2 separate regions of the Homo sapiens genome follow, and region 1 is linked to region 2. Evidence: read pairs that join two places in POLR2A ChIA-PET (ENCODE). Cell type or tissue: OCI-LY7. All regions are shown on one strand. Each heading gives the region's core, and the rest is flanking DNA. Links, peaks and the distances in the headings are about the cores only. Region 1 has its middle 22 kb from the start of IER2. Region 2 overlaps CACNA1A (calcium voltage-gated channel subunit alpha1 A).

The links. Peaks named below come from ENCODE experiments on the same cell type or tissue, not always from the same donor. Only the 100,000 strongest peaks of a DNase experiment are listed, where the experiment ranks them.
Region 1: POLR2A ChIA-PET joins it to region 2 with 10 read pairs; 9 of 35 experiments call an interaction of 5 or more read pairs at or near these places.

The regions. Positions count from the first base shown.
Region 1 is chr19:13,165,368-13,178,767 of GRCh38, forward strand. No RefSeq gene overlaps it. Among named protein-coding and RNA genes, the nearest start is that of IER2, 22 kb to the left of the region's middle. RefSeq lists enhancers at 1-483, 1,935-2,562, 4,756-5,256, 7,108-7,167, 7,208-7,257 and 1 more. In OCI-LY7, for the core only: no CTCF peak of the experiment used is centred there; no DNase peak of the experiment used is centred there; H3K4me3 peaks cover 672 bases; H3K27ac peaks cover 1,515 bases.
Region 2 is chr19:13,266,912-13,283,775 of GRCh38, forward strand. It overlaps CACNA1A (calcium voltage-gated channel subunit alpha1 A), which reads right to left. Exons shown (of 47, transcript NM_001127222.2): 22 at 16,356-16,485; 23 at 10,158-10,217; 24 at 8,939-9,045. Among named protein-coding and RNA genes, the nearest start is that of IER2, 120 kb to the left of the region's middle. RefSeq lists enhancers at 8,093-9,292, 8,393-8,472, 8,493-8,562, 8,583-8,632, 10,731-10,900 and 1 more and a silencer at 10,351-10,410. In OCI-LY7, for the core only: CTCF peaks have their summits at 10,427 (motif pointing right), 11,243 (motif pointing right) and 11,445; DNase peaks (open chromatin) are centred at 10,440 and 11,260; H3K4me3 peaks cover 302 bases; H3K27ac peaks cover 539 bases.

The DNA of each region.
Region 1 (13,400 bases), core at 4,919-12,918, 100 kb before region 2:
CGGAAGATTCCGAGAGCCTCCAAAGGCCCCAGAGACTTTGCTTCTGCCCTGGAGGCTTCTGGTTTTTTACGGGTAAGATAACCTCTCCCATAGTCAAGAGAGAGACTTACTGATGCTTATGGCAGCCCCAGGCCCTGAAGGTATGCTGTACTTGGTCACTTCCGTGCATTTGTTTAATCCTCACCACAAGCCTGGGTCAGGATAAAAAGTAGGCACTTCACTCTTTTTTTTTTTAGGGGTCTTGCTATGTTGCCCAGGATGGTCTTTAACTCCTGGGCTCAAGTGATCCTCCTGCCTTCGGCCTTCCAAAGTGCTGAGGTTACAGGAATGAGCCACCGTGCCCAGCCCAGCCCTAAAGTAGGCCTTTTTTTCCCCCCGCGACGGAGTTTCACTCTTGTTGCCCAGGCTGGAGTGCAATGGCACGGTCTCAGCTCACCGCAACCTCCGTCTCTGGGTTCAAGTGATTCTCTTGCCTCAGCCTCCTGAGCAGCTGGGATTACAGGCATGGGCACCATGCCCGGCTAATTTTATATTTTTAGTAGAGAGGTGGGGTTTCGCCATGTGGGTCTCGAACTCCCAACCTCAGGTGATCCGCCCGCCTTGGCCTCCCAAAGTTCTGGGATTACAGGTGTGAGCCACCGCGCTCGGCCTTTTTTTTTTTTTTCCTTCTGAAGTGGAGTCTTGTTCTGTTGCCCAGGCTGGAGTGCAGTGACGCGATATCAGCTCATTGAACCCTCTGCCTCCCAGGTTCAAGCAATTCTCCTGCCTCAGCTTCCCAAGTAGATGGGATTACAGGCATGCACCGCCACGCCCAGCTAATTTTTGTATTTTTAGCAGAGATGGGGATTCACCATGTTGGCCAGGCTGGTCTTGGAACTCCTGACCTCAGGTGATCTGCCTGCCTCAGCCTCCCAAAGTGCTGAGATTACAGGTGTGAGCCACTGTGCCCCACCAGGTAGGCACTTTCATTAGCCCCATTTTACAGATGAGGGAACTGAGGGGAACTGAGGCACAGAGTGGTTAAACAAAGTGTCCAGGGTTACCCTGTCCAGTAAAGCAAAGCCCATTGACATTCTTCCTCTCCTGGATTTTTTTTTTTTTTTGAGATGGAGTCTTGCTCTGTCGCCCAGGTGGGAGTGCAATGGCCCAATCTTGGCTCACTGAAAGCTCTGCCTCCCAGGTTCAAGCAATTCTCCTGCCTCAGCTTCCTGAGTAGCTGGGATTACAGGCGTGCACCACCGTGCCCAGCTAATTTTTGTATTTTTTTTTTTTTTAAGTAGAGACGGGGTTTCACCATGTTGGTCAGGCTGGTCTCGAACTCCTGACCTCGTGATCTGCCCGCCTCGGCCTCCCAAAGTGCTGGGATTACAGGTGTGAGCCACCACGCCCGGCCGGATTTTTCTTCTTTTCTTTTCTTTTCGGTGGGGAGGAGGAGAGTGTGAGGACCTTTGTCCTGGTTGGTGAACTTTTGCTTAAACCCAGCTTCTATCTCTGGTTCTCAGATAAGGAACCAGCTCCTTCTGGGAGCTGAGAGCCGCACCCCAGGTCTCCTTGCCACTCCTGGGCTACCTGTTTTCTCTTTCCTCATATCCAGGGCTGATCACTCACCAGGTTCCCTCTTAGAATCATTTGCCACTTCACTTCATTTTCCTCTCTTCTCCCCTTTCTGCAGGATGAACACTTCCCCAGGGGTCAATCTGTGCACGCTCAGTCCAGGGGCTGGGTAAAGACAAAGTTTTTTGTTTGCTGTTGTTCACTTGTTTATTTAAATTTATTTATTTTGAGATGGAGTCTCGTTCTGTCACCCAGGCTGGAGTGCAAGGCGCGATCTCGGCTCACTGCAACCTCCGCCTCCCGGGTTCAAGCAATTCTCTGCCTCAGCCTCCTGAGGAGCTGGGATTACAGGTGTGCACCACCATGCCCGGCTAATTTTTGTATTTTTAGTAGAGATGTGGTTTCACCATCTTGGCCAGGCTGATCTTGAACTTCTGACTTCGTGATCCACCTGTCTCAGCCTCCCAAAGTGCTGGGATTACAGGCGTGAGCCACTGCGCCCCACCCTCACTTGTTTATTTACTTGTTTTGTAAACATTATTTACTGAGCATGATCAAACTGCTAGACTGGAGAGGCTGCTGCAATCTCCTCCCTCTGCCCCCGCCATTTCCTGGTACCCATCCTTGCTGGTGGTGTCTGCAATCAGCGGGGCCCTGGCTGAGTTCACGGGAAAGGAAATGGCTCATTGCTTCAGCCTTTAGACCGGGGGGCAGGGAGGGCCTGTCGGGAGGCCGCCTAGTCAGGGGCGTGTCAGAGGCCAGAGGGGCCGGGGCCCAGCAGCTGGGGCTTGGTAAGCTCTGGAGCCTGGGCTCCAGGCCAGCTCGCTGCCAACCTCCACCTGAGACCACCCCACCCCCAACCCCCTTCCTTCTCTCCCCTGCTGCCGAGGCGCGCCCTTCCGGAGTGAAACTTTGGTTTCTCACGACCCGGAAGGCTTGAAGCAAACCTGCAATTACTCACTGCCTGGTCTGTGCGGGCTGCAGCTCTCAGACTCAGGATGAGGTGGCGGTAGGTGGGGTGGGGCTCTTGGGACCCTTTTACCCCTTCGTGCTGCTGGCTGGGGGAGGCCACTAAAGTCTGCGCGCTGCCTTCCACGCGTTCTCCAGACACTTTCCAAATCCCTGCGGACACTACCTTATAAACAGATACTGGAATTTTCAAAGTACTGTCATGCTGTTTGGGACCAGAAATTCCCTCCCATGAGGGTTGGATATGAAGCCAGTTTGGAGGGGGAAGCTGAGGGTGCATGCCCCTGGATCTACCAAAGCCTTCTCTTCAGTCTGGGAGGTTTTTTTTCTTTTTCTTTTTCTTTTTTGAGACAGAGTCTCACTCTGTCGCCCAGGCTGGAGTGCAGTGGTGTGATCTCAGCTCACTACAACCTCCACCTCCCAGGTTCGAATGATTCTCCTGCCTCAGCCTCCCGAGTAGCTGGACGACAGGCGTGCGCCACCACACCTGGCTACTTTTTGTATTTTTAGTAGAGACAGGGTTTCACCATGGGTTTCAGAGGGTGCAGTGGCTCACGCCTGTAATCTCAACACTTTGGGAGGTCGAGGCAGGTGGATCACTTGAGGTCAGGAGTTCGAGACCAGCCTGGACAACATGGTGAAACCCTGACTCTACTAGAAATACAAAAATTAGCTGGTGGTGGTGGCATGCACCTGTAGCCCCAGCTACTCAGGAGGCTGACTCAGGATAATCAGGAACCCGGGAGGAGGAGGTTTCATTGCTCCAGACTTTGAGACTCCATCTGAAAAAAAAAAAAAAATTAAGCCAGGCAAAGTGGCTGATGCCTGTAATTCCAAAGCTTTGAGTGGCTGAGGTGGGATGATCACTTGAGGCTAGGAGTTCGAGACCAACCTATGCAACATGGCAAGACCACCACACCCCCATCTCTGCAAAAAATTAGCCAGGTGTGGTGGCGCACACCTGTAGTCCCAGCTACTCTAGAGGCTGAGGCGGGAGGGTGGCTTGAGCCCAGGAGTTTGAGGCTGCAGTGAGCTATGATCATGTCACTGCACTCCAGCCTGGGTAACAAAGCAAGGCCCAGTCTCAAGAAAATCAGTTATTTTTGCATATGTATGGCGTACATAAGAACATTTGTTACATGTCTATAATGTAACCTCTCTCTGCTTTGCTTTGCAGCTCTGGCAGGGGCAGGGCAGCAGTGCTATGATGAGGCCACTTGTAATTGGGGGTGTTCATGGGAGGGCCTTTGTTCTCTGAGCACTGAGTGGGCACTGCTGTATCTCCATATGCCTGGGATCCTCATTGGTTCCCCTCCTTTCTCCCAGGCTTGTGCCTCTTTCTTTTACTTGACTTTTTTTTTTTTTCCACCCAGGCTGCCGTATAGTGGTGCCATCTCAGTTCACTGCAACCTCCACCTCCCAGGTTCAAGCAATTCTCCTGCCTCAGCCTCCCCAGTACCTGGGACTACAGGCATGTGCCACCATGCCTGGCCGATTTTTGTATTTTTAGTAGAGACAGGGTTTCACCATGTTGGCCAGGCTGATCTCAAACTCCTGGCCTCAAGTTATCCATTAGCCTCAGCCTCTGAAAATGCTGGGATTACAGGCGTGAGCCCGGCCTTTCTTCTTTTTCTTTTTTCTTTTGTTTGTTTTTTTAGAGACAGGGTCTCACTCTGTCACCCAGGTTGCAATGTAGTGGCATGATCATAGCTCACTGCAGCCCTGAACTCCTGTGCTCAAGTGATCTTCCCACCTCAGCCTCCCAAGTAGCTGGGACTATAGGTGTACATCACCATGCCTGGCTAATTTTTTAATTTTTTTTGCAGATATGGGGTCTTGCTATGTTGCTGAGGCTGGTCTCCAATTCCTGATTTCAAGTGAGCCTCCTGCCTCTGCCTCCCAAAGTACTGTGATGAGCTACTACGCCTGGTCATTGTCCCTCTTTCTCATGACTCTCTGGACATCCCTGGGGTGGAGGGTGGGGCAGGCACACACATCCCTCAACTTCCCAGTGGTTCCACGATGACTAAGCCAGCCCTGTCCCTGAGGCTGGGAGTCTGGAGCTAGGATCCACCCCCATGGCCTCATATCCCAACCTTGAGCCTGGGTTTCTGGTCAGACTGGACGGGCTAGCTCGGTCTCCTTAACTCTCAGAGTTGCCTTGTCCAGGCCCAGCGGGTCCCACACAGCCAGGCACACCCCACCCCACAGGGCTCCTGGGAAATTCTCTGCCCCACCCTCAGGCTGCCTCAGACAGACTGAGGTTACCTGTGATTGTCCCAGATAACCCGAGTGAGCCCATCCTCTGCTCTGGGTGGCTCCCTCCCTGGCAGCTGACCTGTAAATTTTGAAAAGATGGGGACAATGCTCAGCTAGGAGGGATGCTCCTGCTGTCTTCCCTGCTGGCCTGGCCACTCCCCAGACTGGACAGGTCCCTTGGCAGCTCTTCCCAGCAACCCAGGCAGCCCCAAGCCCCCTCTTGCTTGGTGTTCCAGGCCAGTGAGAATCTCACTTCTTCTCCAAAACTTTGTCTTCCAACTCCTGTTTTGTTGTGTTTTGTTTTTTTATTGAAACAGGGTCTCATTCTGTTACCCAGGCTGGAGCTCATGGCATGATCATAGCTCACTGCAGCCTCAAACTCCTAGGCTCAAGCAATTCTTCCCACCTCACCCTCCTGAGTAGCAGGGACTACAGATGTGGGCCACCATGGTCAGCTAATTTAAAAAGTTTTTTTCTTAGGCCAGGCATGGTGGCTCACGCCTGTAATCCCAGCACTTTGGGAGGCCGAGGCAGGTGGATAACAAGGTCAGGAGTTCGAGACCAGCCTGGCCAACCTGGTGAAACCCCTGTCTCTACTAAAAATACAAAAATTAGCCGGGCGTGGTGACAGGCACCTGTAGTCCCAGCTGCTTGGGAGGCTGAGGCAGAGAATTGCTTGAACCCGGGAGATGGAGGTTGCAGTGAGCTGAGAACACTCCACTGCACTTTAGCCTGGGCGACAGAGTGAGACTCTGTCTCAAGAAAAAAAAAATTATATATATATAAATTAGCCAGGCATGATGGTGAGTGCCTGTAATTCCAGCTCCTTGGGAGGCTGAGGTGGGAGAATCACTTGAACCTGGGAGGCAGAGATTGCAGTGAGCCAAGATTGCTCCACTGCACACCAGCCTAGGTAATAGAGTGAAACTCCATCTCAAAAAAGAATTTTTTTTTTTCAGAGATGGGGATCTCTCTGTGTTGCCCAGGCTGGCCTCAAGCAATCCTCCTGCCTCAGCCTCCCAAAGTGTTGGGATGACAGGCATGAGCCACTGCGCCCGGCCTGTGGTTTCTCCATGTGGGGCCAGATCACTCTTTGTGCAGGGAGCTACCCTGTGCATCTTTGATGTTGAGTAGTAGCCCTGGCCTCAACCCTGTGCCAATGAAAGATGTCTCCAGATGTTGCCAAATGTTGGGGTGGGGTGGGGCGCAGCCTTGCCGCCTGCTTCACCTGTTCTACCTGTCCATACTCATACCAACCTGCAAAGTAACTTAGACCGTGTGTTTTCTTTTTCTTTTTTTTTTTCTGAGATGAGGTCTTGCTTTCTCCCAGGCTAAAGTGCAGTGGCACGATCTCAGCTCACTACAACCTCTGCCTCCCAGGTTCAAGCGATTCTCCTGCCTCAGCCTCTCGAGTAGCTGGGATTACAGGCACCCGCCACCATGCGCAGCTAATTTTTTTATTTTGAGTAGAGATGGGATTTCACCATGTTGGCCAGGCTGGCGGCTCGAACTCCTGACCTGACCTCAGGTGATCCACCCGTCTCGGCCTCCCAAAGTGCTGGATTACAGGTGTGAGCCACCGTGCCCAGCTGGAGCATATGTGTTCTTTTTTTTTCTTTCTTTCTTTCTTTCTTTTTCTTTTTTTTTTTGAGACGGAGTCTTGCTCTGTCACCCAGGCTGGAGTACAGTGGCGCCATCTCGGCTCACTGCAAGCTCCGCCTCCTGGGTTCATGCCATTCTCCTGCCTCAGCCTCCCAAGTAGCTGGGACTACATACAGGTGCCCGCCACCACACCCGGCTAATTTTTTTGTATTTTTAGTAGAGACAGGGTTTCACCATGTTAGCCAGGATGGTCTCGATCTCTTGACCTCTAGATCTGCCCGCCTCGGCCTCCAAAAGTGCTGGGATTACAGGCATGAGCCACTGCGCCTGGCCAGGAGCATGTGTTTTCTCATCTTGGGCCTGGATCGAGTCCTTATGGTGGAGGTGATCTGCGGGTTCCAGAATCTTGGGAAGGGATTGGTGAGACCATAGCATGGCCCATTGCACCGTCCCTCTACCTGGAGTGAGGGGTGCCAGCCTCCCATTTCCTGGTGGGTGGGCTTGCTGGATGGCAGCCTGAGGTGGGTGGAGTCAGGCTGCCTTGTTCTATTTCCTGGTTCCCAGGGTTGGGTGGTGGCAATGGTGGCCCCGGAGCCAGAGGGCTTGGGGTACCCTGATCCTGCCTCCGGATTTACTGGGTGGGTGCTAGGGTGTGTGCTCCAAGACCGATGGCCCCTGTGGGCGTGGAGGAGAAACCAGAGACTCAAGCAGATCTCCCTGCCTGCCTTCTGCCCTCATGTCCCACTTCACCTTGGCTCTAGGCCAGGGGCTGCCAGAATGGTGACTCAGAGCGACTGAGAAGAGGAGAGAAACAGAATGGAGGTCCTTATCATCCTCCAATCTCCGCCATCCCAGCATCCCCATAAAGGTCAGGACCCTTGAGGCCACATGTCAAGACCATCCACACTGCCCTCTCCTGCTTCCTCCTCCTCTACCCGCCCTCTTTCAGTGGGATTTTTTTTTCCGGGTACCACGCTAGGGCAGGAAGGCAGAAGTGAGCATGGGGCGTGGAACGTCTCTGAGGTTGGAATATATTTAGGCCAGGAGAAGAGTGTGTGTGTGGTGCTGGCCAGGCCCTGGCGCCGGCTCGGCGGGCTTGAGGAGTGATGGTGGGGGGCCCTGAGCCAGTGTGGGGATGCTCCTGCCTTCTCCCTTTTTTTTTTTTTTTTTTTTTGGTTTTGAGATGTAGTCTCGCTCTGTTGCCCAGGCTGGAGTGCAGTGGTGCGGTCTTGGCTCACTGCAACCTCTGCCTCTTTGGTTCAAGTGATTCTCTTGCCTCAGCCTCTGGAGTAGCTGAGATTACAGGCATCTGCCACCACGCCCGGCTAATTTTTTCTATTTTTAGTAGAGATGAGGTTTCACCATGTTGGCCAGGCTGGTCTCCAACTCCTGACCTCATGATCCGCCTGCCTCGGCCTCCCAAAGTGCTGCGATTATAGGTGTGAGCCACCGTGCCTGGCCACCTTCTCCCTTTTAAAGACAGCCTGTCAGCTTTGGGGAGGAGGAGTGGGAATCACTAGGCCCCCACCAAGGCTGAGGCAGGCCCTGTGTGGGCCAGATACATTTAGCATCTTCAAAACAAACCAGCAAGACTAACATCAGGATCACTTACAGCTGTAAACACAAGGCCCAGAGAGGTTAAGTGGCTTTCCCAAGGCTGTTCAGGAAAGAGGTGATGATGGAAGGGTTCTCTTGCTGGCCCGGCTGGCTGCCACCATTCATGCACGCAGTGTTCATTCATGCAACACCTTTGTGGGTACAGCCTAGCCTGTGCCAGCCCCCAACAACGTGCGGGAGAACAAGAAGCCAACTGGACCCAGGTCGGCAAACCGCAGCCCATAGGTGGCATTCGTCTGTTGTCTCTGCACGGCCCTTGGGCTAAGAATGGTTTTTACATTTTTAAGTGGTTGAAAACAAAAGAATAAGAGTATTCCATGATACATAACAATTATATGAAATTGCAATTCCAGCCTTCATGAATTCAGGGTACACAGGTTACACCCATTTGAGTCCACATTGTCTGTGGTTGCCTTTTCGTGACTGTGGCAGAGTGGAGCTGTTTTGACAGAGACCCTGCAAAGCTAAACAACTTTCCTATTTGTCCCCTCCTCCCCTGTCCCCCTCACACTTTTTTTTGACAGAGTTTTGCTCTTGTTGCCCAGGCCGGAGTGCAACAGCGCAATCTTGGGTCACTGCAACCTCCACCTCGTTGGTTCAAGCGATTCTCCTGCCTCAGCCTCCTGAGTAGCTGAGATTACAGGCGCCTGCAACTATGCCCGGCTAATTTTTATATTTTAAGTAGAGACAGGATTTCACCATGTTGGCCAGGCTGGACCGGAACTCTGACCTGAGGTAATTCAGCCGCCTCGGCCTCCCAAAGTGCTAGGATTACAGGCGTGAGCCACCACACCTGGCTTTTTTTTTCTCTCTCTCTCTTTTTTGAGATGGTGTCTCACTCTGTCGCCCAGGCTGGAGTGCAGTGGCGTGATTTCGGCTCACTGCAACCTCTGCCTCCCGGGTTCAAGCGATTCTCCTGCCTCAGCCTCCTGCAACCTCTGCCTCCCGGGTTCAAGCGATTCTCCTGCCTCAGCCTCCTGAGTAGCTGGAATTACAGGCGCGTGCCACCATGTCTGGCTAATTTTTTGTATTTTTAGTAGAGACGAGGTTTCGCCATGTTGGTCAGGCTGGTCTGGAACTCCTGACCTCAAGTGATCAGCCCGTTTTGGCTTCCCAAAGTGCTGGAATTACAGGCCAGAGCCACCACGCCTGGCCATGCCCGGCTAATTTTTTTGTTTGTTTGTTTGAGGTAGAGTTTCACTCTTGTTGCCCAGGCTGGAGTGCAGTGGCATGATCTCGGCTCACTGCAACCTCCACCTCCCAGGTTCAAGTGATTCTCCTGCCTCAGTCTCCCTAGTAGCTGGGATTACAGGCGTCCGCCACCACGCCCGGCTAATTTTTTTGTATTTTTAGTAGAGACGGGGGTTCACTATATTGGCCAGGCTGGTCGGCAACTCCTGACCACAGGTGATCCACCCGCCTCAGCCTCCCAAAGTGCTGGGATTACAGGCGTGAGCCACCTTGCCCAGCCGGAGCATGTGTTTTCTTTCCTTTTTTTTTTTTTTTAAGAGACGGAGTCTTGCTCTGTCACCCAGGCTGGAGTGCGGTGGTGGGATCTCGGCTCACTGCAACCTCTGCCTCCTGGGTTCAAGCAATTCTCCTCCCTCAGCCTTGTGAGTAGCTGGGATTACAGACGTGCACCACTATGCCCGGCTAATTTTTTTTGTTTTTTGTATTTTAGTAGATACGGGGTTTCACCGTATTGCCCAGGGTAGTCTTGAACTCCTGAACTCAGGCAATCCTCCCGCCTCAGCCTCCCAAAGTGCTAGGATTACAGGTGTGAGCCATCACGCCTGGCATAAAATAATAATAATAATAATAATAATAATAATAATAATAATAATAAAATTGGCTGGGCTTGATGGCTCATTCCTGTAATCCCAGCACTTTGGGAGGTTGAGGCAGGCGGATCATGAGGTCAGGAGTTTGAGACCAGCCTGGCTAACATGGTGAAACCTCATCTCTACTAAAAATACAAAAATTAGCCAGGCATGGTGGTGGGCACCTGTTAATTCCAGCTACTGGGGAGGCTGAGGCAGGAGAATCGCTTGAACCCGAGGGCTGGAGGTTGCAGTGATCTGAGATCGCACCACTGCACTCCAGCCTCAGCGACAGAGCAAGACTCTGTGTCAACATTGTTTTTTTTAGGCCAGGGGCAGTACCTATTTCCAGCACTTTGGGAGGCCCAGGCATGAGGATCGCTTGAGCCCAGGAATTTGAGACCAGCCAGGGCAACATGGAGAAACCCTGTCTCTAGAAAATATACAAAAAATTAGCTGGGTGTGGTGGCATGTGCCTGTGGTCCCAGCTACTTGGGAGGCTGAGGTGGGAGGATATGCCAAGTCCAGGAGGTCAAGGCTGCAGTGAGCTGTGATCACACCACTGCACTCCAGCCTGGGTGACAGAAGAAGACCTTGCCTCAAAAAAAAAAAAAAAGTTTTTTATTATTATTTTTTTTTCTTTTTGAGACAGAGTCTCGCTCTGTCGCCCAGGCTGGAGGGCAGTGGCACAATCTCAGCTCAGTGCAAGCTCCGCCTCCCAGGTTCACACCATTCTCCTGCCTCAGCCTCCTGAGTAGCTGGGACTACAGGCGCCCGCCACCACGCCTAGCTAATTTTTTTGTATTTTTGGTACAGACAGGGTTTCACCGTGTTAGCCAGAATGGTCTCAATCTCTTTTCACCTTGTGATCCGTCCGCCTTGGCCTCCCAAACTGCTGAGATTACAGGCATGAGCCACCATGCCCAGCCTTAATTTTTAAAGATAGGGGTCTCACTATGTTGCCCGTTTATCTGAGCTCAAGCGGTCCTCCAGTGTTAGCCTCCCAAGTAGCTGGACTCAGGTTTTTATTTTAACAATGTAAGACTATATTATCCTTATAAGAATACTTTAAAAAAAATGGATAATCCTCCCAGACTCCCTGATATGGGAGTTGAAGGGGCAGATGTGGGGCGGAGGGAGAGGGGAGCTGGTGTTGGAACCAGGCTGGTTTGCTAAATCCAGCCTGCCACCTGTTTCTGCACAGCCTGCGAGTTAAGAATGGCTTTTTCATTTTTAAATGGTTGGGAAAAAAGAATCAAAAGGGAAATTTCACGACATGGGGAAAAGTATATGCAATTCAAATTTTAGTGTCCATAAATAAAGTTTTATTGGCATGGAGCCGGGCTCATTCATTTACCCTGTATCCGTGGCTGCTTTTACGCTTCACCGCAGAATTGAGTCATTCAACAGACTGTCTGGCCCTCGAAGCTGAAAATATTTACTGTCTGGCCCATTGGAGAAGAAGCTTGTAGACCCCTCTTCTAAGGGGCCTGAGACCCTCACTTCAATCTGTCCCTGATTCAGGCCGTCCCAGGATCATTTCTTCATTGGCATGGAAAAGACGTTGGTGTGATTTGGAGGCAGGAGGACTCGCTGAGGACTGATCCTTAACACTGGATGCCCCCTGGGGAGGAGGGGCATTGGGGTCTTCAAGGTGAAGCAGGATTGAGGACTGAGGTGGGCAGGCTGGCTATGGGCACGGCAGGAGCAAAGGCCAGGAGGCCAGACCTGTGCCTCAACTCAAGCTGCCCCGCTCAGTTCGAGTCCAACTTCGGCAACATAGCAAAACCCCGCCTGTACAAAAAAATTAGCCATAGGCCGGGCGCGGTGGCTCATGCCTGTAATCCCAGCACTTTGGGAGGCCGAGGCAGGTGGATCGCGAGGTCAGGAGATCGAGACCATCCTGGCTAACACAGTGAAACCCCGTCTCTACTAAAAATACAAAAAAAATTAGCTGGGCATGGTGGCGGGCGCCTGTAGTCCCAGCTACTCGGGAGGCTGAGGCAGGAGAATGGCGTGAACCTGGGAGGCAGAGCTGGCAGTGAGCCGAGATTGCGCCATGACACTCCAGCCTGGGCAACAGAGCGAGACTCAGTTTCAAGAAAAAAAAAAAAAAATTAGCTGTGCATGGTGGCACGTGCCTGTAGTCCCAGCTACTCGGGAAGCTGAGGTGGGAGGAATTGTTTGAGACCAGGAGTTCCAGGCTGCAGTGAGCCATGATTGCACCACTGCCCTCCAGCCTGGGCAACAGAGTGAGACCTTGTCTCTTAAAAAAATTAAAAAAAAAAAGCTGGGCGCGGTGGCTCACACCTGTAATCCCAGCACTTTGGGAGGCTGAGGCAGGCAGATCACCTGAGGTCAGGAGTTCAAGACCAGCCTGGCTAACTTGGCAAAACCCTGTCTCTACTAAAAATACAAAAATTTGCTGGGCATGGTGGTGCATGTCTATAATCCTAGTTACTTGGGAGGCTGAGGCACGAAAATCACTTGAACTCAGGAGGTGGAGGTTGCAGTGAGCCAAGATCATGCCATTGCACTCCAGCCTGGGTGACAGAGGGAGACTCTGTCTCAAAAAATAAATAAATAAATAAATAAATAAATAAATAAATAATTATAAATAAATAAAAGGAAAGAAAGAGAGACAGAGAGAGAAAATAAAAAAGAAAGAGGCGGGGCGCGGTGGCTCACACCTGTAATCCTAGCACTTTGGGAGGTTGAGGCGGGTGGATCACTTGAGGCCAGGAGTTCAAGACCAGTCTGGCCAACATGGTGAAACCACATCTTTACTAAAAATACCAAAAAAATTAGCCGTGTGTGGTGGCACGCACCTGTAGTCTCAGCTACTTGGGAGACTGAGGCAGGAGACTCACTTGAACCCAGGAGGTGGAGGTTGCAGTGAGCCGAGATCGCGCCACTGCACTCCAGCTTGGGGGACAGAACGAGACTGTCTCAAAAAAGAAAAAAGAGAGAGAAAGAAAGAAAAAAAATAAGCAAGCAAGCTCCCCCCCATCCCATCTCCTAGTGGATGGGACAGATCTATTCCATGGGTCACCTCCCCCTAACCGGTCCCCCAGGCCCATCTGCTGTCTCTGCATTTCTCTGCTCCTGTCCACCATCACTGTTTGCACCAGGCTCCATCTCTTTCATTGTCTTGGGTCTGGAGATGTACCCTGAGCTCCCTTAGTTGGTCCCCCACCTCTCTTATCTCCTTTTCTCAGCATGACCAGTGCACTTTTCTTTCTTTTCTTTTTGTTTTTTTTTTGTTTATTTTTTGAGACGGAGTCTCGCTGTGTTGCCCAGGCTGGAGTGCAGTGGCGTGATCTCCACTCACTGCAAGCTCTGCGTCCTGGGTTCAAGTGATTCTCCTGCCTCAGCCTTCCGAGTAGCTGGGATACAGGCTCCTGCCACCACGCCCGGCTAATTTTTGTAGTTTTAGTAGAGACAAGGTTTCGCTATATTGGCCAGGCTGGTCTCGAACTCCTGACCTTGTGATCCGCCCACTTTGGCCTCCCAAAGTGCTGGGATTTCAGGGGTGAGCCACCGTGCCTGGCCTTTTTTTTTTTTTTTTTTTTTTTTGAG
Region 2 (16,864 bases), core at 6,876-14,875:
GCCTATTGAAACTGAACCTCTGCCCCTTCTGTTCTCTGCAAGAACTGGTGGGGCATGGGCGGAGGCATTGGCAAGACCCTTTGGGATGCCTCCTTCGCAGGGAGTGAGTTCTGGTCATTTGAAGCGACAGGACAGCGGCAGCAAGGACACAAGGCCACAGAAACAGGCCCAGAACTAACGAGGCTGCACCAGGGGACAGATCACGAGAGACAGAATATGAGAGAGAGAGAGAGAGAAAGAGAGAGAGAGAGAAAGATAGAGAGAGACTTTACCGTGTACTGCTCCTGGTGATGTGGCATCGGAGGGAGAGACAGATCGTAAGTGGCCTCAGAAAAAAGAACACAGAACACGCACGTACACACACGCACCCCTGAGCACCCCCGAGTCCCGCCCGGGCAGCAGTTGGGGGAGCCTCAGGCTCATGGCGCTGGCCGATGTCCATCCTTCCATCTGGAAGCCGCCCCCACCTCCATTCAGTCCCCCGCCCTTGGCAGGCACCTGGCACTGCCCAAGAAAGCACTAAGAAAGCCAAATTTCCAGGTAGCAGGACAGCTGCAAAGCTGTCAGTTACCAAAGGTGAATTCACCACGGAAAGTCACTGCCAAGAGCCGGAGAAACCCCTCTTCTCCAGGCGTTGTGGAGCTGCAAGGTTTTAGAATGTCTAAAAGGTTGTGAGCTTTGAAGTTGAGGGGACCTGGGTTTGAATCCTGACTCTGCCTCTCGTTATCCTCATCTGCAAAACAGGCCCAGACTGGGTGCCGTGGCTCACAGCTATAATCCCAGCACCTTGGGAGGACGAGTTGGGAAGATTGCTTGAGGCCAGAAGTTCGAGACCAGCCTGGACAACATAGGGAGACCCTGTCTCTCTCCTTCTCTCCTTTTTTTTTGAGGCAGGGTCTCCCTCTGTTGCCCAGGCTGCAGTGCAGTAGCGGGATCTTGGCTCACTGTAGCCTCAACCTCCAGGGCTCAGGTGATTCTCCCACCTTAGCCTCCCAAGTAGCTGGAAATACAGGCAAATTTTTCCATTTTTTGTAGAGACGGGGGTCTCATTATGTTGCTCAGGCTGGTCTCAAACTCCTGGGCTCAAGTGATCCTCCTGCCTAGGCCTCCCAGAGCGCTGGGATTACAAGTGTGAGCCACTGCATCCTGGGCAAGACTCTGTCTCTTAAAACAAACAACCAACCAACTCAGGTCTGTGGAATTCTGATGTTTGATTAACAAAAGCTATGGCCTTGGCTTTGCTCTTTATGAAGGAGGGGGTCAGCAAAGAGTTCTGACTTGGGATGGAATTAGAAGCAACTCTGAAGCCCTCTGAGCAAATGCGGGCCTGGGGAAAGCTATCAGCACCTAGCAGCTGGTCCTCTCGTGATTCATTGGAATCAGGCTTGGGGCTCATTAGGCGCCTTCAACAATGACTGGAGATCCAGGTTAGAAAGACTTGACCGCCATCAGAATGGCGGAAACCCTGTCGCCAAGCGGACTCTATGGAATTTTCCATCCACGACCCCTCTGGAAGTTAGTGATTTTTTTTTTTTTTTTTGAAACGGAGTCTCGCTCTGTCGCCCAGGCTGGAGTGCAGTGGCAAGATCTCGGCTCACTGCAAGCTCCGCCTCCCAGGTTCACGCCATTCTCCTTCCTCAGCCTCCCGAGTGCTGGGACTACAGGCGCCCACCACCACGCCCAGCTAATTTTTTTTGTATTTTTAGTAGAGATGGGGTTTCACCGTGTTAGCCAGGATGGTCTCCATCTCTTGACCTCGTGATCCGCCCACCTTGGCCTCCCAAAGTGCTAGGATTACAGGTGTGAGCCACCGCGCCCGGCTGTGATATTTTTTAAAACACAGAATGGTTTAAATGTCTACAAATATTCCAAGTGGATTCTCCTCCACACCCCCTCATCTCCTTTTCCTGTAGTCTGACTTGGGGTTCTCAAATTCAGTGTATCTAGGAATTATTGCATACGTAGAATCATATAGATTCTACTTTTTTTTTTTTTTTTTTTTTTTTTGATGGATTCTCACTCTGTTGCCAGGCTGCCTCAGCCTTCCAAAGTGCTGGGATTACAGGCGTAAGCCACCGCACCCGGCTTTATTTTATATTTTTAGAGACGTGGTCTTGCTCTGTCGCCCAGGCTGGAGTGCAGTAGCACAATCATAGCTTACCGCAGCCTTGAACTCCCTGGCTCAAGTGATTCTCCCACCTCAGCCTCCCAAGTAGCTGGGACTACAGGTGAGAGACACCACACCCAGCTTCTTTACGGATGATTGAGGGAGTTTTCAATGACAGTGATTTTTGCCTAATCTGCTGACTTTAGGTTTAATATGGGAGTCTTCTGGACATCACTGCATTTGCCTATGGGAAGACAGCACCATTATGACCATTTTCCAGATGAGGAAGCTGAGGCCTAGAGAAAAAGAGTGACCTGCCCAAGGGCAGGCACACAGCTGGGAAGACAGACTAAGATTCAAACCCAGGTGTGGGTATCTCGCACTCTAATCTTCTTTCCATTTCATCATACACAAGAAAAATAATGCCTTCAGGGGTGGGGGCTGTTTTGAAGATGAGGATCAAGAGATAGCAGCCTGAGGGCTCCATCTTTGGCTTCCTGACAGTTTGGCTCCTGGGTATGCAGGAGCAGCTTGATCAAGGCGCTCTGCCAGTTGCGGTCCTGCCTTTGGGGGAAGAACAGCCGCGCCAGATGGACTCTTGGCGGTGAGGGCAGGATCATGATCTGCCAGCTGCTGAGAAATGTCAGTTGGCCGCCCTGATGCATGGGCACAGAGCGTGATACCACGTGTGATGGCTCATGAAATGGGGTGTTTATGGTAGACGCATGGATACAAGGGACACAGTCAGTGAATTGAGCAGGACACACACACACAGATATTTGGGTGAGGTGCAGGAGGGGTGGACATCTTCAGAAGAGCTTCAATACATCCCTTGGTGGGACCACAGGGATAGTTTTCTCCCATATCGGAGACGAGGCCACAATCACAGCACTGGGGGAAGAATCCTTGCTTTGACCCCAACAGGCCAGAATGGCAAGGTTCCTTTCAACAAGGAAGGGAATAACCTTATGCTCCCTTCCCCTATTCCCTTCCCCTGGATCTCGCAGCCCTGCCAGGCCTCAAAGAACCCAGGCTGGCCAGGCTGCTGAGCATCATTCTGCTCACTGTGAGCCTCCGTATTCAGGGCTGGGAGATGGGTAGCATCTGACAGCTGAACCCAACCTCAGTGATCTTGTCGGACTTACTTCCCTCCACAGTCCCTCTGGGCCGCAGTTTCCTCATCTAGATGGGAAAAACTGAGGCACAGAGAGGCTAAAGGACTTGCACATCTAGAGAGAAATCAAACAGACCTGGAGGGACAATTTCTTAAAACAATAAGGTCAATCTAATACTTGTGGGGCTCTCAGCCTTGTCTATGAGGGGATATGCACAGAGGACAGACAAAGCAAGTTAAAAGACCAGAAAGGAAATAAGCAGAGGACCCTGGGGTGGGGGGTGGGGGGCGGGTGGAGAGTTCAGCGCTCAGGCTGAGAACCTCAGAGCATCCATGCTCCTTCCAATGTGCCAACTATCCGATAACAAGGAAAGACAATAAGCAAAGTCCTCATAGGGTGAGAGACCTTCTCAGGCAAAAGAGGCCAGAAACCTGTAACGGGGAGAAGATTCCAAAACTTTTTAGGGAAAAAAGCAGTAGCTCCTATTCTGGTTTTCTAGCAGTTTGGCTCTTAGGTGTGCAGGAATGGCTTGATCAAGGCACCTGGCCAGCTGTGCTGGGCCTGCAGCCCTGCCCTGGGGGAGGAACAGCAGTACCAGATGGACTCTTGACAGTGGGGTGGGGAGGGTGTGGTAGGCGTGAGGTTTGAGGGTCTCCTCTCTCATCCCTTCGGCCATGATATAAAGATGCTCCCTGTTGGACTCATGTCCGTCGGCTCTTCCAAAACCCTGGGAGAGTCCCAGGCACTTGCCAGGATCCTACTGGCAAAATCTCACACCTCCCAGTTCCTGCATGATCTACAAGCCTGCCAGGGTTGACAGGATGGCCTGAAATCCCTATCCAGATCCTTTTCTTGCATAAGAATTAAAACAACAACATTCAAAATGGATTTTCAAGAGTGAAGGGTGGCTTTATGCCTGTACCAATTTCATGAGAACAATGTAAAAGCTTGACTCTGCAAACAGGCTGCCAAATTCCTGTGAGTTGTAGGCCAATTTGAATGCCCTTGTATAACTTGATATTTAAAAAGAAAACTCAGAAATTAAAAAAAAAGTCAACTCCCCAAAAGAATCATTCTGCTGTTTTTTTTTTTTTTTTTTTTTTTTGAGATGGAGTCTTGCTCCGTCACCCAGGCTGGAGTGCAGTGGCACAATCTTGGCTCACTGCAACCTTCACCTCCTGGGTTCAAGCAATTCTCCTGCCTCACCCTCCCGAGTAGCTGGGACTACAGGCCCTCCCCACCACACCCAGCTAGTTTTTGTATTTTTAGTAGAGATGGGGTTTCACCATGTTGGCCATGCTGGTCTTGGACCCCTGACCTCAAGTGATCCACCTGCCTCGGCCTCCCCAAGTGCTGGGATTACAGGTGTGAGCCATCGCACCCAGCTCATTCTGCTAATTGATCTCTGGTGGAAAAGAATTTTTGGTTCGCTTTTGCAGATTAGCTTTGTTTAAAAGAGGAGGCTAATTTTACCTCCAGAGAACCTAGAAACAGCATGTTGTAAACGATGGCCCATAATGGCAAAAGCTCAACAATTGAAAGGCTTGCTTCTGGGTCCTTTGTAGGTCATTCCCCTCCCTAAATTGTGATGGTCAACTCGGAGGATGGAGGTGGGACAGTCACCTCCTCAGCATTTTTTTTTTTTTTTGAGACAGAGTCTTGCTCTGTTGCCCAGGCTGGAGTGCAGTGGTGCAATCTTGGCTCACTGCAACCTCCACTTCCCAGGTTCAAGCAATTCTTCTGCCTCAGCCTCCCGAGTAGCTGAGATTACAGGCGCCTGCTATCACGCTTGGCTAATATTTGTATTTTTAGTAGAGACAGGGTTTTACCATGTTGCCTGGGGTTTCACCATGTTGCCCAGGCTGGTCTTGAACTCCTGACCCCAGGTGATCCATCTGCCTTGGCCTCCGAAAGAGCTAGGATTACAGGCATGAGCCACTGTGCCCGGCCCTCCTCAGCATTACAGTATGTCAGCTACAACAGAGGTCTGAGAGGAAAGTGACATTGGAGACCTGAACAGCTTGGGCTTGGTACCATTTATCTGTGCCACACTCAGTGGTGGTCACTGGGAGGATTCACAGGATAAAACCCATTCCCCTGGGCACAGGTGGCCAAGGTAAGCATTGTGTGTGGACAGGTGGATATGAGTGACATATTCACCCCACTGCCTGCCCTAGTGCCCTGAGCTACCTGCCACCTCTTGAGCCCTAGGAATCTTGGAGGCTGCTGAGCAGACCTTGCCCCAGAGGAAAGGGGCGGGGGTCCCTGCCTGAGCATGTCCTCCTGTGTCCTGGGATCTGCCTTTGTCTGAATACCATTCCTCATCAGAATGCAGGGTAGGGGGGCCAAGTCCCTGTTGCCAGACCGATGACAGAGGGTCAGCTTTCTCCAAGCTACACGGTCCAGGGGAGGCCCACATCACCCAAGGACATAGGTCATCAACAGTGCAGGGAGTGAGAGAGAAAGAGAGGGAGAGAGAGAGAGAAAGAGGAAAATAAAAAGATAGAAACTGAGAGGGGGTAAAAGGAGAAAGACGAACAGAAAGAGACAGAGAGAGGGAAGAAGAGAGAGGGAAGAGAGGGGAAAGGAGGAAGAGAAAGAGGGAGAAAGAAAAGGAGGGGAGAGGGAGGGAAGGGGCTGAAAGGCAGAGAGGGGTGGAGAAACCCGTAGGTTATTTCCATAGGAGAAGGATTCATTCCAGGCTGAGGGTGGTAAAACATTCTGGCTTTTCAGGATTTAAATTTTCTCATAGCATGATGTCTACCTGACAACTTGAAGGACCTGCTTAAATAGGTGATAGAGGGGGAGAAAAGTATATTTTATTATAATACATTCCTTTTTTTATTTTTGAGACAAAATCTTGCTTTCTCACCCAGGCTGGAGTGCAGTGGCATGATCTCGGCTCACTGCAGTCTCCATCTCCTGGGTCCAAGCAATTCTCCTGCCTTACCCACCTGAGTAGCTGGGATTACAGGCATCCGCCACCATGCCTGGCTAATTTTTGTATTTTTTAGTAGAGACAGGGTTTTGTCATGTCGGCCAGGCTGGTCTCGAACTGCTGACCTCAGGTGATCCCCCTCCCTTGGCCTCCCAAAATGCTAGGGTTACAGGCGTGAGCCACTGTGCCCAGCCTATTATAATACATTCTTATATATGCTGTTTATTAGCTAAAAAAATCATTTTTTGTGTGTGTGTGGGGGTGCGGCGGGAACAGTGCTAACTTGATAGGGAATGAATTGTATCTCGTTTTTATTTTACATTTCTCTGAATTCCAAGGGTTGATTTACCTCCATTTTTACTAGTTGCCAGCATTCTATCAGATTTCTGTTTATGTCCTTTGCCCATTTATCCATTGAGAAGTAGTGTTTCTTATTGATTTGTAACTGCTTTTCATATTTTAAAGACATGGACTCCTTGTCTTATTCGTCACAATCTTTGTCCCCTAATTTGATGTGCATTGTATTTTGTTTAATTAATTATTTATTTATTTACTTTTTAACCTACAGAACAGCTTGCTAAACCTGTTTTTTTTGTACTCATCACTATTAAAATTATTCAGTAACCATATAAAGCATAATATTCTAAATAGCAAATTCATTGATTTTTAATTTTTTAAACTTTTTATTTTTTTGAGACAAGTTCTTCCTGTGTTCCCCAGACTGGGGTGCAGTGGTGCGATTTCGGCTCACTGCAGCCTTGAACCTCCTGGGCTCAAGCAATTCTCCCACCTCAGCCTCCCGTGTAGCTGCTAGTGCAGGCATACTACCATGCCTGGCTAATTGTTTTTTTTTTTTTTTAGAGATGGGGTCTCCCTATGTTACCCAGGCTGGTCTTGGCCTCCTGGGCTCAAGCAATCTGCCTGTCTCAGCCTCCCAAAGTGCTGGGATTGCAGGTGTAAGCCACCGTGCATTGCTCTAGTAGTCAAATAGACACTGAAAAGCTTTGAGGAGAGGGAAGGATGTGGGGAGGGAGAGGAGAAGAGAAAAAGAAAAGAGTAAACGAACAAAAAGAGAGGAGAAAGAGGAGGAAGGAGTGAAAGAGAAAGAGAAAGAAGTATAATCAGCCTCCCAACCTTCATGATACATCTCCAGCTCTGAGGCATCCAAAAACTCTGGAGATTTTTTGTTCTAACACAACTTGACCTCATTGTGTTCCCAGAGAAGAATCTAAGTGTGGCCTACTTAACAGCCCTTCTACTGGAAATGGGCCACTATTTTGGCCCTCCTGACAAACCAAGTCCTCATTGTTTGGTGAGGGAGACCATTCAAGGGCCCCTCCAGATTGGCTCAGGAGGGAGCCTAGAGGCAGAGGCACAGGAGGAAGCCCCTGATTCTCTCACGATGGGAGTGAATGTGTCAAGATCCTTTCAAAACCTGTCAGGGAATCATTCACCATGATGGGCACAGCCAGGGTCCCCAAGATTTGTTTCTTGATTAAAGACTGATTAGATATTTTTCATCCCGCTCCAAATGTCTACAACTTCAGGAATGTACTGCTAAGTCTGCTATCAGGGCCCTAAGGGCTAATGGCCACTCACCTGTTGGGTACCATCTTGAAATAGTCACCCAGAACTTGGGGGCCATTTTGAAATGGTTGCCCTAGAACTTGGGTGCCATTTTGGAATGGTTACCCAGAACTAGGGTGCCACCTTGAGATGGCTGCCCAGAACTTGGGGGTCACCTTCGAGTAGCCATCCAAGACTTGGGGACCGTCTTGGAATGGCTACCCAGAACTTGAAGGCCACCTTGGAACTCAGGGACCATGTAAGAATGGCCACCAAGAATCCAGAGGCCATCTTAGCATGGTAGCCCAGAAATCAGAGGCCATCTTGGAATAGCCACCCAGAACTTGGATGCCACCTTGGAATGGTTGCCCAGAACTTGGGGGCCACCCTGGAACTCAGGGGCCATCTTGCAATGGCTGCCTAGAACTTGGGGCCATCTTGGAATAGCCACCCAGAGCTTGGGGACCATCCTGGAATGGCTACCCAGAACTTGAAGGTCACCTTGGAACTCAGGGACCATCTAAGAATGACCACCCCAAATTCAGAGGCCATCTTGGAATGATAGCTCAGAACTCAGGGGCCATCTTGGAATGGCCACCCAGAACTTGGATGCCATCTTGGGATGACTACTAAGAGCTTGGGTGCCATCCTGAAATGGCTGCCTACAACTGGGGCGCCATCTTGGAGCTGCAGGATGACACATGGCCTTTCAGAGGGCAGAGAATCCTAGGACTGCCAGGAGAAGTGAAAGACACACAAAGGGAGTCACCAGGTCTACAACTACGGGGCCTTCAGGCATAGGGAGGGGGTCAGAATTCTCATGCACATTCGTTTCCTGATTGTCTCTTTAGGGACTTTCCAAAGAGACAGCGGTTTGGGCGGCGCTTGTGGAGTAGTAGGGGGATGAGATGTTCCGGCGAGGCTAGTCTACAGGAAGCTGCACAGCAAGGGGCCAGTGATGTGGCTGAGGCCCGTTGCTGTGTGAGGAGGTAGAAGGTTGGCAGGAGGGGGGGTCCCTTCTCCTTCTTCCTCCATGGACATCATGCAAAAAGCCATCGAAGCTCTTCCTGGTGGCATGCTGATATCTCCCACGTCCCCGGAGCCCACACACCCCATCCCTAGACCCTGAGAACATGTCCTGTAATCCGATGTGTGGCCCAGGCTGGGGGTTGGGGGAAAAGAGGCAAGAGGAACCCTTGCGAGGAGACTTACGTGAAGGCAAAGGCTACCAGGGCCCCACTGACCACTATGAAGTCGAGAATATTCCAGAGGTCACGGAAGTAGGCACCCTGATGCAGGACGAGCCCCAGGTCAATCATCTGTGGGGGAGAAGAGAGGGTGCTCAGAACCCCCACCTGATCCCCACCCTGGGGTGCTGCCACCCACTCTCTAGCCTCTCGGGGAGAGGCAGGGAAGCCAATGAGGCCACCTCATCTTGCAGGGATGGGCAGTGGCCAGAGGACTCCAGGGAGGAGTGGGGAGCCCCTGCCCCATGAGGCGGCCCCCCTTTGCCTGATGGAAGCCAGCTCTGGCTTGCCGGCTCTTAGATCCAAACTTTGGGATCCTCTTTGATGCCTCTTTGTCCCAAATCCCTCATTGGTGGCTCTATCAGCAAAACTCACTGGCTCTATTTCCAGAACCTTCCAAGAATCTGTCCACTTCTCACCTCTTCTTTGGTCACCAGCCTGATCCTGTCCCCGTCATCGCCCATGGGGACCAGTGTGATCACCTGCTCACAGGTCCTCTGGCTTCCCACAGATGCCAAAGGGCACCTGTGAACACCTGGATCAAGTCCCTCCTCTGCTCAGAACACTCTATGGCCCTCACCTCACTCAAAGTAAGAGCCGAAGAGCCCTCTCTGTGATCCCCGGCACAAGGTGCCCCCTCACCTCCCCACTCATCTCTCTGTCCTTCGTTTCCCCACTGTTCTCTCACTCCGCCCAGCCACACCAGCTTCCTTGCTGCTCTTCAAACACACCAGGCATTTCTAATCCTCTGGGAGACTCATCCTCTCAAGGGGGGCATTCTTGGAGGCTCAGGATCTCCTGGAATCCCAGCTCTTTTTTTTTTTTTTTTTTTTGACAGAGTCTCGCTGTGTCACCCAGGCTGGAATGCAGTGGCAAGATCTCGGCTCACTGCAGCCTCCACATCGGCTCATTGCAGCCTAGGGTTCAAGTGATTCTCCTGCCTCAGCCTCCCGAGTAGCTGGGATTACAGACATGTGCCACCATGCCCGGCTAATTTTTGTATTTTTAGTAGAGATGGGGTTTCACCATGTTGGCCAGGCTGGCCTCAACCTCCTGATCTCAAGTGATCTGCCTGCCTCAGCCTCCCAAAGTGCTGGGATTACAGGCATGATCCACTGTGCCCAGCCCTGCACTTGCTTAAAAAAAAAAATTACCGTGTGTTCTCACTTATAATCTGCACTCACCTTGATCACCATCTCAAAGGTAAAGACGCCTGTAAAAACGTAGTCAAAGTATCGCAGCACCTGTAAGGGATAAAAGCAAGAGAGCAGTGGATCACTGGCCTGTTCCAGCAGAGCCCCGGTAAAACTAACGATCGCCTACTGGGGAGCAGAGTTTCTACCCAGAAGAGGAAACACAGCTGCTATATACAGTTGCGCAGGGCGTGCACTGCACAAGGGCCCCTCCCATCTCTTTTCATACTGCAGATTTGTATGTTGTGAATGAAATTGTCCAGCAGATGGCAGCAAATCCTAACAAAAAAATCACTGTACTAGGCCAGTTCGCTAACCCACGGGAAGGGTACCTTTTAAAATTTGCCCCAAGCCCTGTAGTGGATTAGAAGCGGCCCCAGAGAAGTTCAGGGCTGACTGTATCCTTCTTGGTGATGGATCTAATCCCCCAGTACCCTTGCTTTCCTGGGCATCCTGGGCGAGAAATAGTTGCTACGTGGTTTTTTTAAACACTGGGGCCAACTTCCTGCCACGGCATCTCTTCCTGCTTCAAGGCCAGGCCCCTGCCAGGGTAGGTTGATTTTTCCTGTGCCCCTCCCCAGGCCTGATGTTTCTGCCTGGACGAGCAATGTCCTCTGGCCCAGCCCCTGTCCAGGACACACCATAGCACACCTCTGGTGTCACCCAGGCCTGAAGATGAGGGTGCGCCGGCACAGTGTCTGGCTGGTGCTAGACATGGGGTGGACACCGGCTGGGCACGGTGGCTCGAGCCTGTAATCCCAGCACTTTGGGAGGCTGAGGCAGGCAGATCACTTGAGGTCAGGAGTTCGAGACCAGCCTAACCAAATGGCAAAACCCCGTGTCTACTAAAAATATAAAAAATTAGCTGGGCATGGTGGCGTGTGCCTGTAATTCCAGCTACTTGGGAGGCCAAGGCGTGACAGTCACTTGAACGTGGGAGGCGGAGGTTGCAGTGAGCCGAGATCGTGCCACTGCACTCCAGCCTGGGAGACAGAGACTGTCTAAAAAAAAAAAAAAAAAAAAAATCAGATCCACCCAGAAGCTGCAAGGGCTGAGCATTACTGAACATGGCCACCAGAGGGCGCTGTGAACACCAAAGAAGTCAGGCACATCCTTCCCCTGCTTACAATCCTCCGTGGCTCCCACCTCATTCAGGGATAAAAGTCAAAGTCCTCCCCGAGGCCCTCAAGCCCCTGCACGATCTGACCATTCAGCTCCCTGCCCTCACTTCCTCTCATTCTCTCCCTTGCTCACTTCCTTTTGTTCCCCAAGATGCTTCCACCTCAGGGCCTTTGCACAGGCTGTTCTGTCTCTCTGGAATGCTTTCCCCCACATCCCATTTGATTCCGTCTTTCTCCTCCTTTATGACTTAGCTCAAATAACACTTTCCCAGTGAGGACTCCCCTGACCGGCTGTTTAAATTCCATCTCCTGGTGCTTGAGATCCTCTTTACGAAGTCTCTCCTTCCCTCTGCCCACCACACCCCCGGCCACTTATCACTCCCTGAACATTTGTTGTAGTTACTGATAATCTCATTGTCCATCTCCCCCACCCAAATGTCAGCCCCACAAGGACAGGGATGTCTGTCTGTCACCATGGCGTCTCCAGCTTATAATACAGGGTCAGGAATACAGTAGGTGCTCAAGAAATGTTTGTTGAATGAATGCATCAACAGTTGGGGCTGTACTGGGTCCTGGAGGAGCTGGGCTCTGTGATCTGTGTGGTTATAACTTATATTCCTGTTATATGTGGTGCTTGAAGAGGAATCAGAGACCAGAGTGCCTGGGGTCAGGGTGAGGTGACTTCCTGGAGGGAGGGGCTGGTGCAAGGGGATTGGCTTGAAAGACCTGGGTGGGCAGAGGGGATGGTGGTGGGAGAGTATTTCAGGTGCACGAGGCAGTGGGCACAGCCTGGTCAAAGGCCTGGTGGTTTGTGGGCTCTGGGAGTGCAGGGACCATCTCATACCCTGTCAATCCTCCCTGGCTCGCTCAGTACCTGGCACATAGTAGTTGCTTATCAAATACTTACTAAAGGAATGAATGGAAGGAAAGAAGGAAGAGAGGGAGCTGGGAAAGGGCAGGCCGTGGGGGTCAGGTGAATCTAATTCTGGAGCTCTTAATAAGCTGTGCAAGAGGAAATCAAAAGACCAATAAATTAGGTTCAAGTATTCCTAATACTTAGATCTTTTTCATCTATTTGAAAATGTTATTTCCTGTGGCTCAGTCTAATCCAAAAAAGTGCTTGATCTCATTCATTACAGGGAAATGCCAAGCACAACCCCAATAAGATCTCACTCCACACCCAGCAGATCGGCCAAATGAAACAGTCGACAGTACCAAGTGTTGACAAGGATGTGGAAGAACAGGAGTTCCCATGAGCTACTGGTGCAAGGGCCACTGCGTTCATTTATTTTTTAATTTTTTTTTGAGATGGTGTCTCACTCTGTCACCCAGGCTGGAGTGCAGTGGCACAATCTTGGCTCACTGGAACCTCTGCCTCCCGGGTTCAAGCAATTCTTCTGCCTCAGCCTCCAAGTGTCTGGGATTACAGGCGCATGCTACCACGCCCGGCTAATTTTTGTATTTTTAGTAGAGACCAGGTTTTACCATATTGGCCAGTCTGGTCTCGAACTCCTGACCTCACGTGATCTACCCACCTTGGCCTCCCAAAGTGCTGGGATTACAGGTGCGAGCCCGGCCCACTGTGCCCGGCCCACTGTGTTTATTTTTATTTATTTATATATATTTTGGAGACAGGGTCTCGCTCTGTCGCCAAGGCTAGAGTGCAGTGACGCCATCTTGGCTCACTGCAACCTCCACCTCCTGGGTTCAAGTGATTCTTGTGCTTCAGCCTCCCGAGTAGCTGGGATTACAGTTGTGTGTTACCACGCCCAGATAATTTTTGTATTTTTGGTAGAGACGGGGTTTCACCATGTTGGCCAGGCTGGTCTCAAACTCCTGACCTCAGGTGATCCACCCGCCTTGGCCTCCCAAAGGGTCACTGTGTTTATTGTCCAATAAACATTCAAGCTGCATTTACTGAGGCCAACCACTTGCAAATTATATGCTCTAGAAACTTCGCTTTTGGTTTATACCCTGGAGGAATTCTTATTTATTGAGACAGGGTCTCGCTCTGTCACCCAGGTTGGAGTGCAGTGGTATGAACATGGATCACTACAGCCTTGACCTTCCAGACCCAAGTGATCCTCCCACCTCAGCCTCCCAAGTGGCTGGGACCACAGGTGTGCACCACCACGCTCGGTTAATTAAAAAAAAAAAAATTTTTTTTTTTTTTGGTAGAGGTGGGGGTCTCACTATGTTGCCCAAGCTGGTCTTGAACTCCTGGCCTCAAGCATTGCTCCCACCTTGGCCTCTCGAAGTGCTGGGATTATAGGCGTGAGCCACTGCATCTGGCCTCCTGGAGAAATTACTGTCCAGGTGACTCAGGAAACATGTTGAGGGGCGTGGCATGGGGACAGTATTCACACTTAGAAACAACCCAAACATCTGTCAACAGGGGATGGATAACACATCCCATGCCACACAGTAAATCTCAAAACAGCATCATAAAGAATGCTCATTGACCGGGCGTGGTGGCTCACGCCTGTAATCCCAGCACTTTGGGAGGCCAAGGCGGGCGGATCACTTGAGGTCAGGAGTTTGAGACCAGTCTGGCTGATAGTGTGAAACCCCGTCTCTACTAAAAATACAAAAATTAGCCGGGTGTGGTGGCGCCTGCCTGTAGTCCCAGCTACTCTGGAGGCTGAGGCAGGAGAATCGCTTAAACCCGGGAGGCGGAGGTTGCAGTGAGCCAAGATTGCACCACTGCACTCCAGCCTGGGTGACAGAGCAAGACTCCATCTCAAAAAAAAAAAAAAAAAAAAGAATGCCCATCAATCCTGCAAAAGCAACATGTACTCATTTAATGCGAAGCATAGAAGTGTCTCATTTATTGAATGTTACAGAAGAGCAAACATAAATTCAGTTTTTAAGAATTGGCCAGTGTTGGCCAATTACAGGCATGTAAGAATTGGAATTACATGCCTGTAATTCCAGAGCTCTGGGAATCTGAGGAGGGAGGATTGCTTGAGGTCAAGAGTTCGAGACCAGCCTGGCAACATAGCGAGGCCCGTTTCTACAAGCATTTAAAAATTAGCTGGGTGTGGTGGTGCATGCCTGTGGTCCTAGCTACCTGGGGGGCTGAGGTGGGAGGATCACTTGAGCCCGGGACGTTGAGGCTGCAGTGAGCCATGATCACGTTACTGCACCCCAACCTGGGCGACAGAGAGAGACATTGTCTCTTAAAAAAAAAAAAAAAAAAAGCCTGTGCAGGTGGGAAAAAGAGAGAAGCCAAAAACGCTCATTCCAGAAGCTGGGGTCGTGGTTACCGGTAAGGCAGGGTTTCTCAAGCTGGGCTCTGTGGACATTTGGGTCTGGATCATCCTCTAGAGTGGGGGCTGTCCTGGGCATCGGCGGGTGCTGAGCAACATCCCTGGCCTCCACCCACCAGATGCCAGGAGCACCTCCCCCCTCCTGTCGTGACAACCAAAAATGTCTCCAGACAGTGTCCCCAGCAGCTCTAGAGGGAAAGAAGGCGGTGGGGGTGGGGGATCGAGGAGGCACATGCCGCGTGGGGCGTTTTTGTTCTATTTCTTGCCCTGGATGGTGGTTACGTGGTGTGAACGTTATGGGGCCACAGTGTTCTTGTAGAGAAGTTTCGACTGCGAGATGGACGAGGGAGGGGGCCGGGGAGCTGAACGCTCTTTGCAAACAGTCCCTGGGGCCTGGTCTGAGCACTGCCTAGATTCCCTTCAGCCCTGGGAGCTGCCGTGCCCCCTGGATCATCCATGCCTGTGCCCTCCCTGCCGAAGGCAACGCCTTCTTCAGCATCCTCGCGTCAGCAGGGGGTTTGTGGACCCCTCCAGGGACACCTCCTCCCCACGCCTGGCTCCTGGAGGCCCCTGGGGGAAACCAGGCTGCGGGAAGCAACTAAGCGGACTGTGAGGAGGCTGAGCACTGGCTCTAGCTTCCTCCAGGAGCTGCGTTCTAATTATTTCCTTCCATCTCCCCCATCAGGTCCCCAGGGGGGCCTGCCAGGCCTGGGAAGGAAGGGAAAGTGCATGGTAAGCTGTGGGCGGGCTTGAGGGATGGGGCTCGCCAGCTTTGCCTGGGTCCTAACCTACTTAGCCAGGGCAGCAGAGCCTTGGACCAGCAGAAAACACACTTTTTTGGCTCTGGGTTGGGAGGGAAGGGTTGGGGGAGGGAGCTGGGGAGGGAAACAGGAGCCACCAGTCCACCCTCTACCAGGCCCTGGGGTCAAGCCTCTGCCCGCAGCCCATGACTGAGGCACGCCCTTGCCTGTTGGTGCCTCGGTTTCCCCATCTCAACCACAAGCATGCACTCATTCCTGCTTGTCAGGACTCAAAGGGGCTATGCACACCCATCCGTAGCATACAGTAGGTGATTAGTAAATGCAGACAGTTGGGGGAAGCAGTGGGAGCTTTGGGGGATGCAGAGTTGGAATTCTGCTGTGTGACCCTGGACAGGCCACTTACCACTCTCTCATTCCCCTGAGCCTCAGTTTTCCCATCTGTCAAATGGGGATGCCTGGGCGGGGGGTTGGGGGGGCGCATTGTGAGGATTAAATGAGATACTGCATGCTGAGTTTCTTCCTGGGACACAGCAAGTGCTCAATTAACAGGGGTTGTCAACAGACCCACCATCCGCAAAGGGGCTTGCTTTCATAAAAACCAAAAGCTTAGGCTGTGTTTCTGAGCCAAATAGTTGTTTCTTTCAAAGCTTCGTGTACAAAGGGAAATGTCTACTGCGGAGGGGACCACCTCTGAGCACCGCCCCTGCCCCAGTAACCCCCCTATTCCATGTAGAGAATGTGCAACATCCATATCCTGCTAGTCTCACGCCTCCATTAGAGAATCCAGCAATTTTCAGCCCCAGTCACTCTGGGCCACCTCCACCCCACCAGGCTCACAGAGAAACTGCCTCAAGGAATGTCTTGCTCCCAAGAGCATCCCCAAGGAATCAGAGCTTCCCCTCTCAACCAGCAGCCATAAGGGCTATGCCTAGGGGTGACCCCAACATCCCACCCTACCTATGAGCATTTTGGATGCAGGAGAAAGTGGCCTGAGGCAGAGCAGCCAGGCTAGGAAGGGGTGTGCTCTGTGGGACTCACGTTGTTCCGAGGTGCGTTGGGCTGCACAGGGTCCTCGGCGGCCAGGGCGATGCTGCTCATGGCAATGACCATGAGGATGCACATCTCAAAGTAGCGCAGGTTCAGGATGTAATGGCACAGGCGGCGAAGGCTGTTGGAGACAGATGGGCGTGCAGAGGTCCACTCAGACCACAGGCTCACAAACCCTTTTCTTCCATAATCTCATGTTACCTACCACTACTGAGATCTCCAACCCCCAAGGCCTCCTACACAACAAACTATTAAACTCCTCCAGGTGGGGGCCCTCTCTGGGTCCTGGAACCCCAAGAAGGCAGAGGGGACCTCGGTGAGAGAAGACATTCACATGCCCTGTTTAGCAAAGTTCCTATCACTCCCAAACGACCCTCTTGAAGTATCTTGATCCCCAAGCTAGGTTGAAGAAATACGGTCCTTAATTCTGTAGGAGATAAAAAGGCTTTTCGATATTAAATGTCCCAGGGCCAAACAATATTGTGAATCTATGGGTTAAG